2 separate regions of the Homo sapiens genome follow, and region 1 is linked to region 2. Evidence: chromatin loops called from intact Hi-C (ENCODE). Cell type or tissue: mesothelial cell of epicardium. All regions are shown on one strand.

Region 1 (8,000 bases), 280 kb after region 2:
CTGCGTTCTCTCTCCTAGGTAACCGACAAAGTACTTTTGCCTCACAAACAAGTACATCAGTCCAGCAAACGCAGCAGGAACTAAGTGGAGAAATGAAAACACCTGTGTCAGTTTCGTAGCCACCAAAACATGCTGTTAGCCCAATTAGGCAATCAACATTGGTCACAAAATCTAGCAGAAGACACACGCACTTCAGGAAAAGAGCCCAAGGGCTAGAGGAAACCTGAGAACCTTCCTAATACTGGTAACGACCTTATGCCGGCATCATGGCATTGTTTACAACAAACTTGTCCAACCCGGAGCCTGCGGGTCGCACGTGGCCCAGGATGGCTTTGAATACAGCCCAACACAAATTCATAAACTTTCTTAAAAATATGAGATTTTTTTTGCAACGTTTTTTCTTTAGCTCATCAGCTATTGATAGGGTTAGTGTATTCTATGTGTGGCCCAAGACAACTCTTCTTCCAGTGTGGCTCAGGGAACCCAAAAGACTGGACACTCCTGGTTTCCAAGGTATTTGCATATCTATCATCTAACCTGAGTCCTTTCAACATAACTAGTACCCACATTTCTATTTCCAGATGTGGAAACGTGGGTTCAGGTGGTCAACCAGGCTTGCATAAGGCTGTCAGCTCGTAAAAGGGGGCAGAGGGTAGGGCTTAAACCCCAAACCCAGCTCTGAAACTGGTTCTCTTAAAAGTACACCCTTCACCCCTGAGCCTCCCCACAGCACAATGTTTAACCTTTCTTGAACTAACAGCTACCATTTAGAAGAGAAGGACATTCCCTCTGCATTCTAGCCTTTTGGGAAGGAGATTCCCTCTGCGTTCTAGCCTTTTGGGAAGGAGATTCCCTCTGCGTTCTAGCCTTTTGGGAAGGAGATTCCCTCTGCATTCTAGCTTTTTGGGAAGGAGATTCCCTCTGCATTCTAGCTTTTTGGGAAACTGCCAAGAGCAGCACCCCAATAACTCTATGAAGTCCTGAAGGCTTGGAGCTGGGAGTTAACTAAGCTGGAACTAGTGTTATCTAGAGCTACAGATATAAAAGCAATTTAAACACTTCCGCCATTGAGGGAATACTTTTCACCTGCCGCAGTGCTCCTGGCGTTTTGGGAACTTGAGTCTCCAATCCTCCCAGCTCTCTGGTAAGGAGTGTGTTACTGTCACCATTTGACAGACGAGGAAATTTAGGCTTAGGCCACAAGAGCCTAAGACAGATGAGGACATCTGTCTTTTTCCTAGATCATCTCTGAGCCTGGCATAGTGCCTGGCACATAGGGGTGTTCAAAATAATATTTGTCAAATGAATGAAAATAAGTCAGGCCAGTGAAGGCGTGGAATTTGAAGCCAGGTCTTTCTGATTTCAAAACTTTATCACCACCACCTGCATTATCAATAATAACATTTATTGCGCTTCAGATGTTAGGTGGAATCATATGAAATGCTATTTTTGTAGGTCATAAATAGCCAGATATTGGCAGTTTTACATGGCTCAATCTGATATATGCCAAGCACTGTGTCAGGAGCTTTATACATATTATTTCACTCACCATAGGAATGCTACTAGCTAGACCATGGTCCTGTTTTACAATAAGGAAACTGAGGCTTGGAAAAGCTGAGTAACTGCCTGGAGTCACACACCAGCAATGAGTGTCCTTGGATTTGCCTCCAATCAGCCACTCCCCAAAACCCATTTCTTTCCACAATTCCTCCTGCCTTCCAAAATACTATTGTTATCCGGCAGATAAGAAAATCAAAGCAAAAGAGAAACTGTGAACTCTTTTTGAGACGGAGTTTCACTCTTGTTGCCCAGGCTGGAGTGCAATGGTGCTATCTTGGTTCACCGCAACCTCCGCCTCCCAGGTTTAAGTGATTCTCCTGCCTCAGCCTCCCGAGTAGCTGGCATTACAGGCATGCACCACCACGCCCAGCTAATTTTGTATTTTTAGTAGAGACAGGGTTTCTCCATGTTGGTCAGGCTGTTGTCGAACTCCCAACCTCAAGTGACCTGCCTGCCTCGGCCTCCCAAAGTGCTGGGATTACAGGCATGAGCCACTGTGCCTGGCCCATGCTATTCTCTAAAAATCACAAAGCTGTCACAATCACGATTTGCCTTGGGCAAAGTTTTTCCTTATGTTATACCATCTGAATGATTCTGCTCCAACTTACTGGTCCATTTTTCTTTCAATGGGAACCCAATTGAACATGAGCTAACAGAGATTATGGGTGGAAAATGGCCACACTCATACCCCTGTGCAAGGAAGGTGAGTGCCTCCTGCAGGGAAGTGGGCTGCTGGCACCAGGAGGGTACAAATCCAGCCCCTAAAATTCTGATGTTCGTTCAAGCCACTTGTTCCTCTGGGACTTGAGCTTCTGCTCTATAAAGTGAGGGATTTGCACTAGAATTATCTTTGGGTTTCCTTTCTGCTAAAAAAAATTCTACAGTCTACTTTATTCCTAAGAAATGACGATTATCAACCAAGGTTACTGATGCTTTTGTCTGCTGGCAATGACAAAGCTTGTTTTGACAGGAAATACCTATTTCCAGGGCTACGAAACACCTTCAAACTCCCATTGTATTTATCTAGCTACAGCAAGTCCGCATTCATCTAGATCAAGCATCATCTAAGACATAAAAAGAACCATAACTCCTAGTAAGAGCATAGTTTGACTTGATTTTTCAAGTAATGCGAGACATGTTTCCTATTTAACTCAGGAGAGAAAATAGGAAATAAATGGTGAGCTTACTGACAGCCTTCTCAGCACAGAAGGAGTGCCACGTGGTGTCCCTTAAGTGGTTTCTGCTGCCGCCTCACCTCTGCTCTCTATCACTGAACTTGGTTCTCTTCCCATATGGCGCTTCCCACCCTTGTCATTGTCTTCATTCACTGACTTCTGTGGTCCATCTTGCCAGCTGGCCTGTGCCTCACCGCCAGGTGACCTCTAGAAGCTACTCTTTATTTATCACTGTATATCTAGGCACAGGGCTTGGCACAGAGTAGCTCTTCAATATATATTTATTATGTAAATGAATAAAGTAAGAGGATCTTTGTGAAAAATCCAGAATTTTAAGTCAAAAGACCCAGGCACTCATTCTGCCTGTGTTCTTCACCAGCTGAGTAGCTGTACCCAAGTTACTTTATCTCCCTGAGTCAAAGTATCCTGAAAGGTAATAAGGGACATAAAATCCACTCTATCTACTTTACAGAGCGGGGAGACAACAATAAGTCTTAAACAGTTCATCATGGGACTGAGTGTGGCCTTTCTGCCTGTGCCCTCCAGGGCCACAGAAGCTGGCCAGTTCATGCCGATCTGCCACCAGGCACAGTGCCAGGCGTGGCCCCGAAAGGGGACCAAAAGTATGACTGATTTCCACTCAATGTTAAATCAACTCTGGAAGTTGATTTGTCTTTCCAACTTGCTCAAGTCAAGCCTGTGGGCTGCTGATAACTGTGGGAAGGCCGGGGATGTGGCATCCAGCCCGTGGCTCAGTGGAAACATGCCTGAAGGAGGGCCACCACACTGGAAGCTTATTAGCAGAAGAGCCAAGTGACAGCGGTCCCAAAATAGATCCCTCAGGCACTCTCATTTATAATGCCCTTGTATCTGAACTAACACTGCTTAAGGATTCTGAGTCACATTTAGCCTTAAACCACCCTTGTCAGCACAGCAGCTCTCAGCCAGCCACCAGGGAGCAAGCATTAGCAATGCATTATCACACGCGCTCTGCACGGGTGCAGAGCATGCCTGAAACACGGCCTCCCGAGGGCTCTCACCTCTCCAGGGCTTCACAGATGGGAGCCAGAGGTCAGGCAAAGTCCTTTCAACAAAAAGCCTGCCCTTTGAACCTCCTTGAGATGCACTTTATAGAAGGAGAATGAACAAAGGGAAGTCTGAGTTACCTTGGCTGCAAAGTAGCCCCGCAGACCAGAGCACAGCGAGGAAAGTGGGGTACGCATCTACACAGTTCTGGCTGCAGAATAAACAAACAAGGAGAAAAACAATCAGAGACCAAGTTAGTGCAATGTGGTCTGAAAATTACCTGAAAGTTGAAGTTAATAATCACCATCGTGCATGAAACATAAATCCCATTCGTAATTCCACTTACATCTACCCAATAAGATGGGGCAGCCAGCTGCCACCTGGGAAACAAACAATGGTATAAAGCAAACACATGTTCATAATCCATTAACTCTGTTCCTACGGTGATGCGTAAGGGAGACTTGGTTTCTTGATGTATTCCTCTGGCAGGGTTCCTGTTCCTGGCGGTGCCCCTGCGCTTCTTGGAATTGAAGAGTGAGCAATGCAGACAGAGGATGTGGCCACACTGGCATGGGGGTGGTCGGGGAGAAGAGCCCAACTAAGGAAACTTTTCTATCAGATCCACAAATCAGCCCAGGTCTGCAAGCCAGGCTGAGCAAAGAAGGGTGATCTTCAAATGTTAAAGACAACAAAGTCAACTCAAAAAAGCTGGTGCTCAGAAACTTAGCTTACTAAGAGGGTGATCACTGTATGCTGGGCACAGTCCTCACTCCCTGGAGAGTTCTCACTCTACCGTGGATGTTTTGCACCCTTCCTCTCTTTTTAACTCACCATATTCCTGTGAGTTCACATGATAACTGTATGAGTTTCCTCTTGCTGCTGTAACAAGTGGCCACAAACTGAGTGGCTTAAAACAACACGCCTTGTAATCCCAGCAATTTGGGAGGCTGAGGCAGGCAGATCACAAGGTCAGGAGTTCAAGACCAGCCTGGCCAACATGGTGAAACCCTGTCTCTACTAAAAACACAAAAAATAGCCAGGTGTGGTGGCAAGCACCTGTAATCCCAGCTACTCAGGAGGCTGAGGCAGGAGAATCACTTGAACCTGGGAGGCGGAGGTTGCAGCGAGCCAAGATCACACCACTGCACTCCAGCCCAGGCAACAGAGCAAGACTCTGTCTCAAAAAAACAAAAAACACCCTTTTACTATGGTTCAGGATGTCAGAAATCCAAAATAAATCTCAAAGGGCTATAAAGTCAAGATATTAGCAGGGCTGCAATCCTTCTGGAACTTCTAGGGGAGAAACCATTTCCTTGCCTTCTCCAGCTTCTAGAGGTCACCTGTATTCCTTGACTCAGAACCTCCTTCCAACCTGAAAGTCAGGGATGGCCCATCAAATCTTTCTTATTTTGAATGACTCTGACATCTACTCTTATGCCTCCTTCTTCCACATTAAAAAGACCCTTGTGGTTACATCAGGTCCTACCCAGATCATCCAGGATAATCTCTTTATTTTAAGGCCAACTGGCTAGCTGCCTGAATTTCCCCTTGCCATGTAACATAACATATTCACAGGTTCCTAGGATTAGGATGTGGGCATGATTGGTGAGGGGGCCATTATTCTGCCTATCACAATTGCTCTCATGTTTCCAATAAGGAACTCAGGCTTGGAGAAGCTGAATAACTTGCTCAGGGTCATCCAGCTAGGGAGTGGCAAAGCCGGGATTCACACCATAATCAGTCTGTCTCCAAAGCCATGTCTGTTAACTCTTCAACTATACTAAATTAAATCATAGGTGTCCTCCTGAGAAGTCTGCAGTCCAGATCAGGACAATAAATATGCCCATCCATGAAAAACAGTGTAACTAGACTTGAGAGGCATAAAAAGGGAGGGAAATAAATACAGAGGAAAGGTCACTTGACTAGGATTAAAGTCTCCATCCTGACTTTAACCAGCTGTTCACCATTGGCAAAACAATCTCTCTGGATTTAGTTTCCTTATCTGTAAAACTGAGAGACTGATTATAATTCTGAGGTCCATGTGAATTCTCACAGTCCATGGTCGAAGGTGGCAGTTCTCCAGGCATGCTCTCGGGACCAGAGGCGGCAGCAGCATCGAGAACATGTTAGAAATGCAAATGTTCACACCCACCTCAGGCCTTCAGAATTTAAAACTCTGTGTTGGGGCCCAGAAATCTGTTTTAACAAGCCCTCCATGTGATGCTGATGCCTGCTGACGTTTGAGAACCACGGGTTTCATGTGATTATATAGGTAAAAACAAAGATGCAATTTTCAAACTGCTCATGCAAACCATTAGGGTCTCATGCCTCAGTGGTACCACTGAGAACTTGGGAATGGCCAGCCCTTCATCTGTGCCCTGCAGAGAACCCAGAGAGATCAGGTTATCTGCGCCTCACCAATGGAATCTTCGTGGTCCTCTGATGGTCAAAAGATCCTTTTCTGGAGAAGTCTATGAAGGTAACAGATGAGAAACCTACCCTGGAATCCAGGCACAACCAAAAACCAGGAACAGGACAGAAAGAGCAGACCCCTGCTGACCTTGCAAAGTGCTCTGAATCCCAGAATTTCCACTGATCTAATGGACACGGTAGGAGCTCCAAAGGGCAGGAGGCCCCTACAAATTTATCACTGGGGTGAAGTGCTTAGTGAATAAACAGGTCCCCAAGTAACAATTGCAGCAGCTACTGGGCACTGGCATCACATCTATTCTTATATGTTACTAGAGGCACAAAATTGCAGCCTCAGGACTGAGAAAATATGATTCATTTTCCAGTTCAAGAAACTTAGAGAAAAAATTCCTTTTTTGGTTATTCGAATAACATTCTGTGTCTGATGGGGTAAAATATCTGGTGCTCTTATTGTTTAAAAACTTATTAGTACCAAAGATTTCCCCTGCTTCCTTCTCTTTCTCATGTTTCGGGTCTTTGGTTTGTTTTTAAGTAGCGATTTTGTCTGGGTTATGCAAAAGGAAAAAAATTCTTAATTGTCTAAGGGATTTGCTCATTAGAAATGTGAACTGCCTAGTGATTTGACATTGGGTCCGTATTCAACCATTCCTGACTATTAGTTCAAGTCACCTTCGTTCCTAATAAAACATGGTCAGCCTGGAGTTGAATGAAATTCTCCCAGCTGTAAGAAAATGGGTTCCTCCTGTGGATTTCCAGAATATTCTCAGAGCCTTGTTCCTGGCTCTGGCTCAAGCCAGTCCCTCTCGCCATCCAGGACTTCAAGTGCAGCTTCTACCCAAAGCTGCAAGCTTATGTGCCCCTCCTGGAGAGGGGGTTGCTGCTGGGCTGAATTCAAGTGGCTTTAGCCATGACAGCTGCCCAGTGGCTGCTCGTGTAGTCTTTGAAGTTCACATGGTCTGGGCCCAATGCCATGGCTGCCTCTTATGGGCTATGTGAGTGTGGGTGCATTTCCTAGCCTCAATGAGCCTCAGTTTGCTCATCTACAAGAGGTGGATGGAGACATTAGTAATTACTTCCCTAGACTGTTGTGAGAATGAAACAAGGTGAAGTGCCACCTGGCTCACAGTAAGCATTCAATAAGTGGTGGCTATCATTGTTCCAATGTCTTCCTTCTTAACCCCCAGTGGAAATGTCTTTCCTATTGACAAATTATTATTATTCTGGATTTTCTTTTGAGAAATTTTGCGCTATTTTTTCTGCAAAACAGAACTGATGAACCCATTTTGAGTCTCATTCCTTGAGGTCTAAATAGGAGCTACTCAGCAGATCTTGCAACAATTTGCTGTGGTATGTTCAACTTGATGTGCTGCACTATTCATGTTTTTATGGAGAAAAGAATTCGTTGCTATATTCCCTTTCATTTTTCTCCACCTCTGGGAATAAAACATAGAAACTCTTTAGTGTTCCGTTAATTAGTTTGGATTAATTTAAAGTAAGTAAATATAATTAATAACAGTTTATTAATAATAGTGTCAATACTAATTGACAGGATCATTGTAGACCTATCACCTTTAAATAATTTTACAAGTCTATGCCACTTGAAAGTGAGTCTAGGCCAGGCACCAGTGGCTCACGTCTGTAATCTGAGCACTCTGGGAGGCCGAGGCGGGCAGATCACCTGAGGTAAGGAGTTTGAGACCAGGCTGGCCAGCATAGTGAAACCCTGTCTCTACTAAAGATACAAAAATTAGCCGGACATGGTGGTGCATGCTGTAATCCCAGCTACTCAGGAGGCTGAGGCACAAAAAT
Region 2 (8,000 bases):
CATCACCCCTGCTTAACTCTGACTTTCCACCTACCTCATGCCCGAATTCATGTGAAAATGTGGTCGGAGAAAAACCTCAGAACTGTGCTGAGTGGTATGACTTTAAATTCGTGACCACAAACCACAAATAGGTTCTCACTGTTTCCTGGCAGCCGTCTGTCCTCTCCCACTTTCCAAGACCATTTCACTTCCTCCTTTCTCTGCAAGTCTCCAACACCTGTTCCCCAGTTCCCATTCTCAGATGAGACCTTGCTTCCTAAGTCATCACAAAACCCAAGGCCCTCAAAAGAGAAGCTGCACCAGGCCCCACCACAGAGGCACACATGCCTGCACCTGGACCGCTGCTCAGCCTTCCCTGGGGTCCCTCCAGGTGAGCAGCCCTGCTCCTTCCTGAGGCCAGCCCTCCACTGTGCATGGGAGCACAGCCCTCTTGCCTACCCAAGAAATACCTGTTTGGCGTTTATCCCCTTACTCTCCTGCATCCTTGATTTTCCAGTTTTTACCAGATCTTCCCATCAGCACATAAGCATGCTGTATTCCTGCCACTGGGGAAAAGAGAAAGGCTGGGGGCGGTGGCTCATGCCTATAATGCCAGAACTTCAGGAGGCAGAGATGGAACAATCTCTTGAGCCCAGGAGTTTGAGACCAGCCTGGGCAACATAGCTAGACTGCATCTCAACAAAAACAACAAAAATAAGAAAATTAGCTGGGTGTTGTGGCACACACCTGTAGTCCCAGCTACTCCGGAGGTTGAGGTGGGAGGATCACTTGAGCCCAGTAGGTAGAGGCTGCAGTGAATCGTGATTATACCACTGCACTGCAGCCTGGGTGACAGTGAGACCCTGTCTCAATAAAGAAAGAAGAAAGAAAGAGAAAAAGAAAGAGAGAAAGGAAGGAAGGAAGGGAGGAAGGAAAGAAAAAAGAATTTGTCTTGACCTTGACCCCCTTCCCATCCAACTATCAGGGCATTTCTCTCTGTCTTTTTTTTTTTTTTTTCCTATGGCAAAGTCACTTGAGAAAGAGGTTCATGCTGCTGTCTCCTTTCTCCCTTCCCTCTGTTTTCTTGACAGTATTCTCAGCAAGCTTTGTCCCCGCCTTCTGCAAAAGCTGTCTTGCTGGTCAGCAGTGACATCCATGCTGCTAAAGCCAGTGGAAATGCTGGGCCTCATCTTCCTAGAAGCTGCACTTGACCATGGCCTCCCCAGGCTCTCGTGCCCGCGTTCAGCCCTCACCACCTACCTGTAAGCCGTTGGCGAATACATTCATTAGCACATGGCTTTCACTTCCTCCCTCCATGCTAACGGCTCCTACTGTCCCAGGTCACATGCGCTGACCATCCTGGATGTCTAATGCCCTTCCCTGGCCTTTCTTTCCTCATAGCACTCACCATGTCCTACCTTCCTGTGTGACCCTATGTTACGAGAATGGCTTGTTGTTTACGGCAGGTTCCACTGGGGCAGGGGTTCTTGTCTACTTTCTTTGTGAACATATCCCAAGTGCCCAGAACAGTGCTGGCCCCATCACAGGCTACGTGGATCTCTGTTGTTGATGTGTTTGCTCACTTCCAGGTTGGCCATGCAAGCTCCTTGCACACACCAGCTGCGTCCCACCTGTGTGCCTCTTGGACGTGCCTGGAAGCTCTGTAGTGCATCGCTGCTCTCCCCCAGTCCTACCTCGGTGCTGCCCAGAGAGCTCCGCCTGGTCCCCATTCACCTGCTATCTCGTTCCTCCCATGCCACATTTTTTCTCCTTAGCCCTCACTCTCTAGCATACCCCTGTTAGTTTTGTATAGTGCCTGTCTCTGCCCACTATAATGCGAGCTCTGTGAGCATAGGGTTTATCTGTTTCTTTCTTTGCCGTAGGCCCAGCACTAATAACAGGGTCTGTATCTGTTTGTGGAAGAGACTTGCTGAGAAAGCATGCTTTACAAAGTTCTGTGTGTTTACAGCTGTGTCCTGATCAGCTCCCAGGCCAGTACCTCATCATCGTGAGTCTGTTCTACATGAGAGTCCCGCACCGTCTGAATGCGCTGTGTCTGGCCTGGATGCTGCACCCTGATTCCTCAGGGTAACAGTCATTCACCTTTGGCTGCTCAGCCTCCAAGCCACACGCCATGGTCAGCCTCGGCCACTATCACAGCTGGTCCTGGAGGCTGCAGGGCTCCCTCTCTTGGACCCAGTACTCCCACTACTCCCTCCCCAACTGATATGGTTTGGCTGTGTCTCCATCCAAGTCTCATCTTAAATTGTAGTTCCCAAAAATTGCACGTGTTGTGGGAGGGAGTTGTGGGAGATAATTTAATCCTGGGGGGCGGTTTTCCCCATACTGTTCTCGTGTTAGTGAATAAGTCTCACCAGATGTGGTGATTTCATAAGTGGTCTCCCCTTTTGCTTGGTTTTCATTCTCTCTCGTCTGCGCCATGTAAGATGTGCCTTTGGCTTTCCACCATGATTTTGAGGCCTCCCCAGCCACGTGGAGCTGTGAGTTAATTAAATCTCTTTTTTTTAAATAAATTACCCAGTATCATGTATGTCTTTATTAGCGTGAGAACAGACTAATACACCAACTACACGCACACACTACTGTGGCCTCCTGGACTTCTGAGTCCCAGTCACCACTCAGCCAAGCTCAGGGCTGCAGCCTCACTCACTCATGGCCTTGCTCCCAGTTGGATGAATGTTGGTGCCTAGCACAATGTCTGGCACAGCTAGACACACGCCCAAATCCATTCATTCCTTCATTCTGCAAATATTTACGGAACCGACACTATAAGCCCAGCATTGCTGTAGGCCCTTGGGATATAAGAGATAAAGCCCTTACTATCACATTACTTATATTCTGATGAGGGGAGGCACATCATAAATAAATTACCAAATAAATAGATTGTGTGTCAGGTGATGGAGAGTGCCATGGAGATAAATAAAGCAGGGTGTGGGCTATAAGGAGCTCTGGGCCCGGGTGGGGTAGTGTGCAGAGTGTATCTGCATAGAGGTGGTGAGAAAAGGCCTCTTTGAGAAGGTGACATTCCAGTGAGCCATGCGGCAGGGACAGAGTGGTATGAAAAAAGCACAAGGGAGGAAGATTTTCCCCAGAATTAAAACAGAGCCCCCCTAGGCTGGGGAAAGGTTACCACTAGGAGAGGAGCCACACAGGACGAGGAGGAAGAGAGGGCAGTGGGTATCCAGTCTCAGCTTCCCAAAAGGGCTGCTGGGGGCAGTGAGTCCCCAAGGAGGAGTGACTGTGTGGGCTTGAGGCAGACAGTGCCAGGGGCAGCCTTGTGCAGAGTCTTGGCTCAGAGACAGCCATAGGGCCCAAAGTCCCTGTGTGGCTCGGGATGAAGATCAGATGGCTTCCACCATGGGATCCCAGAACCATTGTACAACATCGGTGAGGGAACCCCCGAAATGACTGATATTATGGTGGGTGGTGGGAACTCAAAATAAAAATGAACTTGAGTTTAGGAAAGTAAAGCAAATTCTATTTCTTGCATACCTAAAGTTAGGGACTGAGATTCACACTTGCTACATTACATTAAAATCAGGCACAACGTACAGCGGTTGCATCCCTGGTGTATCTTTTAGGAATCTTTGCCCCTGGGAACTGGCATATTTTTCTCACAACAAGACTGCTGAAAAATGGAAAGAGTTGCCTTCAGTGGAGATCTCTGCCCCACTGCTGCTCATCCCGAAAGGAGTCTCCGATCCTGCTTCAGAGTGCAAAGCCGCTGACTTCTCTAAGAGAGATAGACTCCGATGGCATGTCTGCCAAAAAAATCCCAGAAACACATCCATCCTGGGGAAGGGAGCCCAGAAATTATTCATATCACTCTGCAGCTCTGGCAGGAGACCAGATCCTGGGAATTAGAGGCATCTGAAACGTTCCAGTGTGCTGCAGCAACAGCAATACACTTCGGGGGTCAACGTCTAAAAAGACGGAGCTTTGCAAAGAGGCTATCTTTGATTTCTTTTTAAGATGCAAAGAGGCCCAGTTTAAAACTTATTATTTCCTTCTTTCTTCAGGAATTTCTCATCTCTAGCTAATCTGTGTATCGGAATATGGATGAAGGGAGCAAAGGACACCATCTCATTTGGGAGTCAGGGGAAGCAAAAGGAAGTTTTACCCGACTAGCTGCAGCTGGGTGATCCACGAGAGCATTTTGTCACATCTAATAACCTGACATTTTCCACAGAGCTTAGGACAGAGCTCCAGATGCAGGGCATGTTCGCATATGGACACTGGAAAGAACCAGGGAGCCAGGGAATTGGAGAGACCCAGCGATGTTTGGATTGGCTCCAGATTTTGTTTCTTTGAACTTTCCTCAATTTCAAAGCATTTATGATAAGTGAGTCCATTTCTGACAAATCTTGGTATTCTAAATTCTAATGATCTTACCATCTCCGTATTGGAACTGCTTTTGATTTTTTGGAAGAACCATTTTTTTTCTCTCTCTCTCTGAAATGCAGTAGGATAAAGCACAGAACAAATCTCTCGGTTTTCCCTTCAAAATGGAGACAATCATTGACTCTTGCTTATGAAAGGTGACGGACATAGGGATGGACGAACACTGTCTACAAGGGGCAAATTGGTAATTTTTTTAGGTATGAGAAAGGGAAGGACCAGTCAGATTATAAATCAATCTGAAGGGTCTCTAGTCATTGATGTTAGATTCTTCTCCTCCAGACATCAGCCTTCCAAATAAAGTAAATGGCCTCTCAATGCTCTCAACTCATAACCCAGCCAAGGAAAGAACGTAGGCCATTTTTACTTAGTGTGTGCTTGACTTGAACTCAATTGATTGTGCTAAGGCAGTGAAGGGCAGCTGAGATTCCTCACATTTGTTAGAAAGCTCATTTGGGGCATCATGGTGATTACCATATCCTGAGAGAGCCAGCAAATGTCTTCACATCAACTTGGATGAAAACCAGAAAACAATGGTGACACCATCCCTTTTGCACCTCAAGGAAGCTGGGAGGAAGTGCAGGTCATCCGTGTCCAGAAAGGCCTTAATGCACTGGGATAGAAGCAGGATTCCATCATGATCTGTTGAGGGTTGTTGAACAAAGCATAATCAGATCTTCCCAGAGTTTGTGGGCTTAGTTGCAAAGAGGAGAGACAGGAGGCAGTGAACTAATCAGCCAGGATGTGTGTAAAACGATGGGGATGCACACTGGGGCCGGGATTACAGAAATGAGGGGACAAAAGCCACAAGAGTAGGTCAGTGATCGGAAGTGGAAGTACGGGACAGGAGGCACCCACAGAGAATTCCAAGGTTCCCAAATTGAATAGTGAAATGGAAGCTGATCTAACACATGGAGCTAGAAAACACTGGAAAAACTGCAGGATTTGTGGGGAACACCGTTATGTTTTGGCATTCCACGTTGGAAAGGCCTGTAGGACATCCTTGTGGACATGCCCCTGGTGTTTAGAGGGCAGAAGGCAAGCAGGGGCCTTCAGTGGAGATCTCTGCTGCTGCTGCTCACGCTGGAAGGGGTCCCCCAGCCTGCCTCAGTGTGGAGCCATGGATGTCTCTAAAAGAGGTAGACTCCAGTGGCATCAAGAAGTGGGCTTAAATCAAGGCTGAAGCCATGAAAATGAAAGGCAATACTTAATACTGAGAGAATATGGTTCACGGGAAGGCCAAGGATGGCACCTGAGGCAGAGGAGGGGCAGCTCAAGCAGAACCAGTGCAAGGCACTGTTCCAAAAGGCAAGGCAAGACAAGTGGCATCTACCGCCTTTGATATAAAGAAGGCTCAAAAGAGGGGGAAGGACTTGCCTCTTAGGAGTCACTGTGAGAAGCAGGGGGTAGTAAAGCAGGGCAGGGGTGGTGTCTTGGCAGGTGGGGAAGGCCCCGGGCATGAATGTCGGGAGGCCCTGTTTGCAAGGTGAGGGCAGCTCCCACTCCAGCCTTTGCTCCAGCTGTTCCTCTCACTGGGCTACTCTCCCCAGGTATCCCCTTGGTCCCCTGGCTCACCCTCTTGCTTCCTTACGGTCTCAGTTCAAATGACACCTTCTCATTGACCTAGCCATCTCTGTTAATACTGCAGCCGACAACCCCGCCCTTTCCACTGACGCTCACACAAGTGCATCCTTGGGCTTACTTTTCCTTTTTGTTTGCTTTTGTCACTTTCTAACATACTATATAATGTATATCTTTATAGTAATTTAATTTACATCTTGATAATATTTTTATAACATACTATATAATTTATATCTATTAGGTTGGTGCAAAAGTAAAACCGCAATTACTTTTGTACCAACCTAATATAATTTTCAAAATATTTCTAACATACTATATAATTCATATCTTTATAATAATATATGACATTATGTAATAATATCTTTATATATTTAATATTCATTGTCGCTCTCCCTCTACTCAAACAATTCCTTCTTGAGAGCAGAACATCTTATTTCTTTTGTACATTGAAGGTTCCCCTGCACCCAGAAGAGCGTCTGGCTCTCAGTGGTCCCATACAGTATTTGTTGTGGAATGAATGTTGCTGACTATGATAGAAGACCGAGAGTGCTAATGTCTAGAATAGAGATATAAAGGAAGAACTCCAGAGGCCCAGAAGAGGAAGGAATTAATTCCAGATCAGAGGACTGGCAAAGGCTCCACGAAGACAGAGACATCTGAGTCAGATCTTGGGGACTGGTAGGATTTTCATAGTCAGAAGTGGATACTGCGTGGGCTGTGACCACGCTCCTGGCTGGGGAGCTGCTCGCCTGTGCGGGAAGAGGTGAGTGGCCCAGTGGGCTGTAACAGGAGCTCCTTGAGGAGCATGGTCGGGGGCAGAGTGCAGGCCGGAAGGGACCTCCATCCACAGTCACTGCTGCGGGCTTGGACATGCCTGGCAGACTTCAAAGTGGAGACAGTGAGAAGAGAGTTGGATATGAGCCTGGAACCTGGGAGAAAGATCTGCGCTAGAGATACAACCATGGGAACCACCTGCATACCGGTGGTTATCTGGAGATCACCAGAGGGCATGAGTGTAGATGGAGAAGAGAACCAGGATGGAAGCCAAGACGCTCGAAGGATAAGAGGTCAGGGAGAAGGAGAGGAACTAGCAAGGATCAGCTAGATCAAATGATGGTTCTCATGAGAGGAGCTCAGAGAACTGACAGCGGACCTTCAACATGGTGTTGTTGGAGGCCCTGGAAAGAACTGCCTGGCAGAGGGGGCAGGGGAGTGGCGGGAGTAGACAGGGGAGACGGCGTATGGATGATTCTGATCCTTTTAAGAAGTTGTGCTACAAGGAAACGGGACAATGGCTGGCTGAAAAAAGGGAGATAGAGAAGAATTTTGTTTGTTTAATAAGGGAAAAACAACAGCATTTTAATTAGCTAGTGGGAAGGAGGCAGTAGAGAGTGGAAAGGAGGGAAAGTGAAGGGAGATTTGCAAGAGGGCTCCCTTGAGTGGGCGGGAGACGCTGGGATCTGAGATCGAGTGGAGAGATTTGCTGTGGATGCAACGTGGAAAGGCCATCTGGTATAGCCAACCGGAGTCCGTGATCTGGGTGCTGGTAGGCACAGCGGGGGGTGGGGGTGGGGGGTGGGGGAGTGGAAGCCAGTGGACGTTCCTGCTGGATGGTTTTGATGTTCCCAATGAGGTGGGAAATGAGGCCAACAGCTTAGAGGAAGATGAAAGCAGGATTGTTGGGGATTTGGTAAGAAAGGAGGAAAAGCGGAACTATAGACTTGGCATGAGCACACTCAGGAGTGGTAGGTGACTGCCTGGGGGTCTCAAGGGCCCACTGAAGTTTAAAGCACCTCCGTTGCAGGCTTGCATGTGTACTCCAGCTGTACTCATGCCCTCTCTTTACTTCTCTAATCTCCACTCCTCACTCGGCCTTTGAACTCGGTGAGGTCTGGTGCGCACAGCATGCTGAATGAATGTTGGCTAAGTGGAACTGAGGTCTACAGCACTTCAGGAAGGGCCAACAAAAAGGCAAAGGCAGACAGCTGAGGACATCCCCAGGTAGGCCAAAGGGGAAGGGG

Evidence for each region. Hi-C counts contacts between places; a loop is a spot of excess contacts. Peaks named below come from ENCODE experiments on the same cell type or tissue, not always from the same donor. Only the 100,000 strongest peaks of a DNase experiment are listed, where the experiment ranks them.
Region 1: it touches region 2 in a loop (15-fold over the local background); 3 of 110 quality-filtered maps call a loop at or near these places.

The regions. Positions count from the first base shown.
Region 1 is chr13:30,748,024-30,756,023 of GRCh38, reverse strand. ALOX5AP (arachidonate 5-lipoxygenase activating protein) reads right to left here. Exons shown (of 5, transcript NM_001629.4): 3 at 3,902-3,972; 4 at 1-80. It overlaps LOC124903146 (a long non-coding RNA gene), which reads left to right and starts at 425. Exons shown (of 3, transcript XR_007063743.1): 1 at 425-513. In mesothelial cell of epicardium, no CTCF peak of the experiment used is centred here; no DNase peak of the experiment used is centred here.
Region 2 is chr13:31,031,562-31,039,561 of GRCh38, reverse strand. No RefSeq gene overlaps it. Among named protein-coding and RNA genes, the nearest start is that of LINC01066, 39 kb to the right of the region's middle. RefSeq lists an enhancer at 104-203. In mesothelial cell of epicardium, no CTCF peak of the experiment used is centred here; a DNase peak (open chromatin) is centred at 3,801.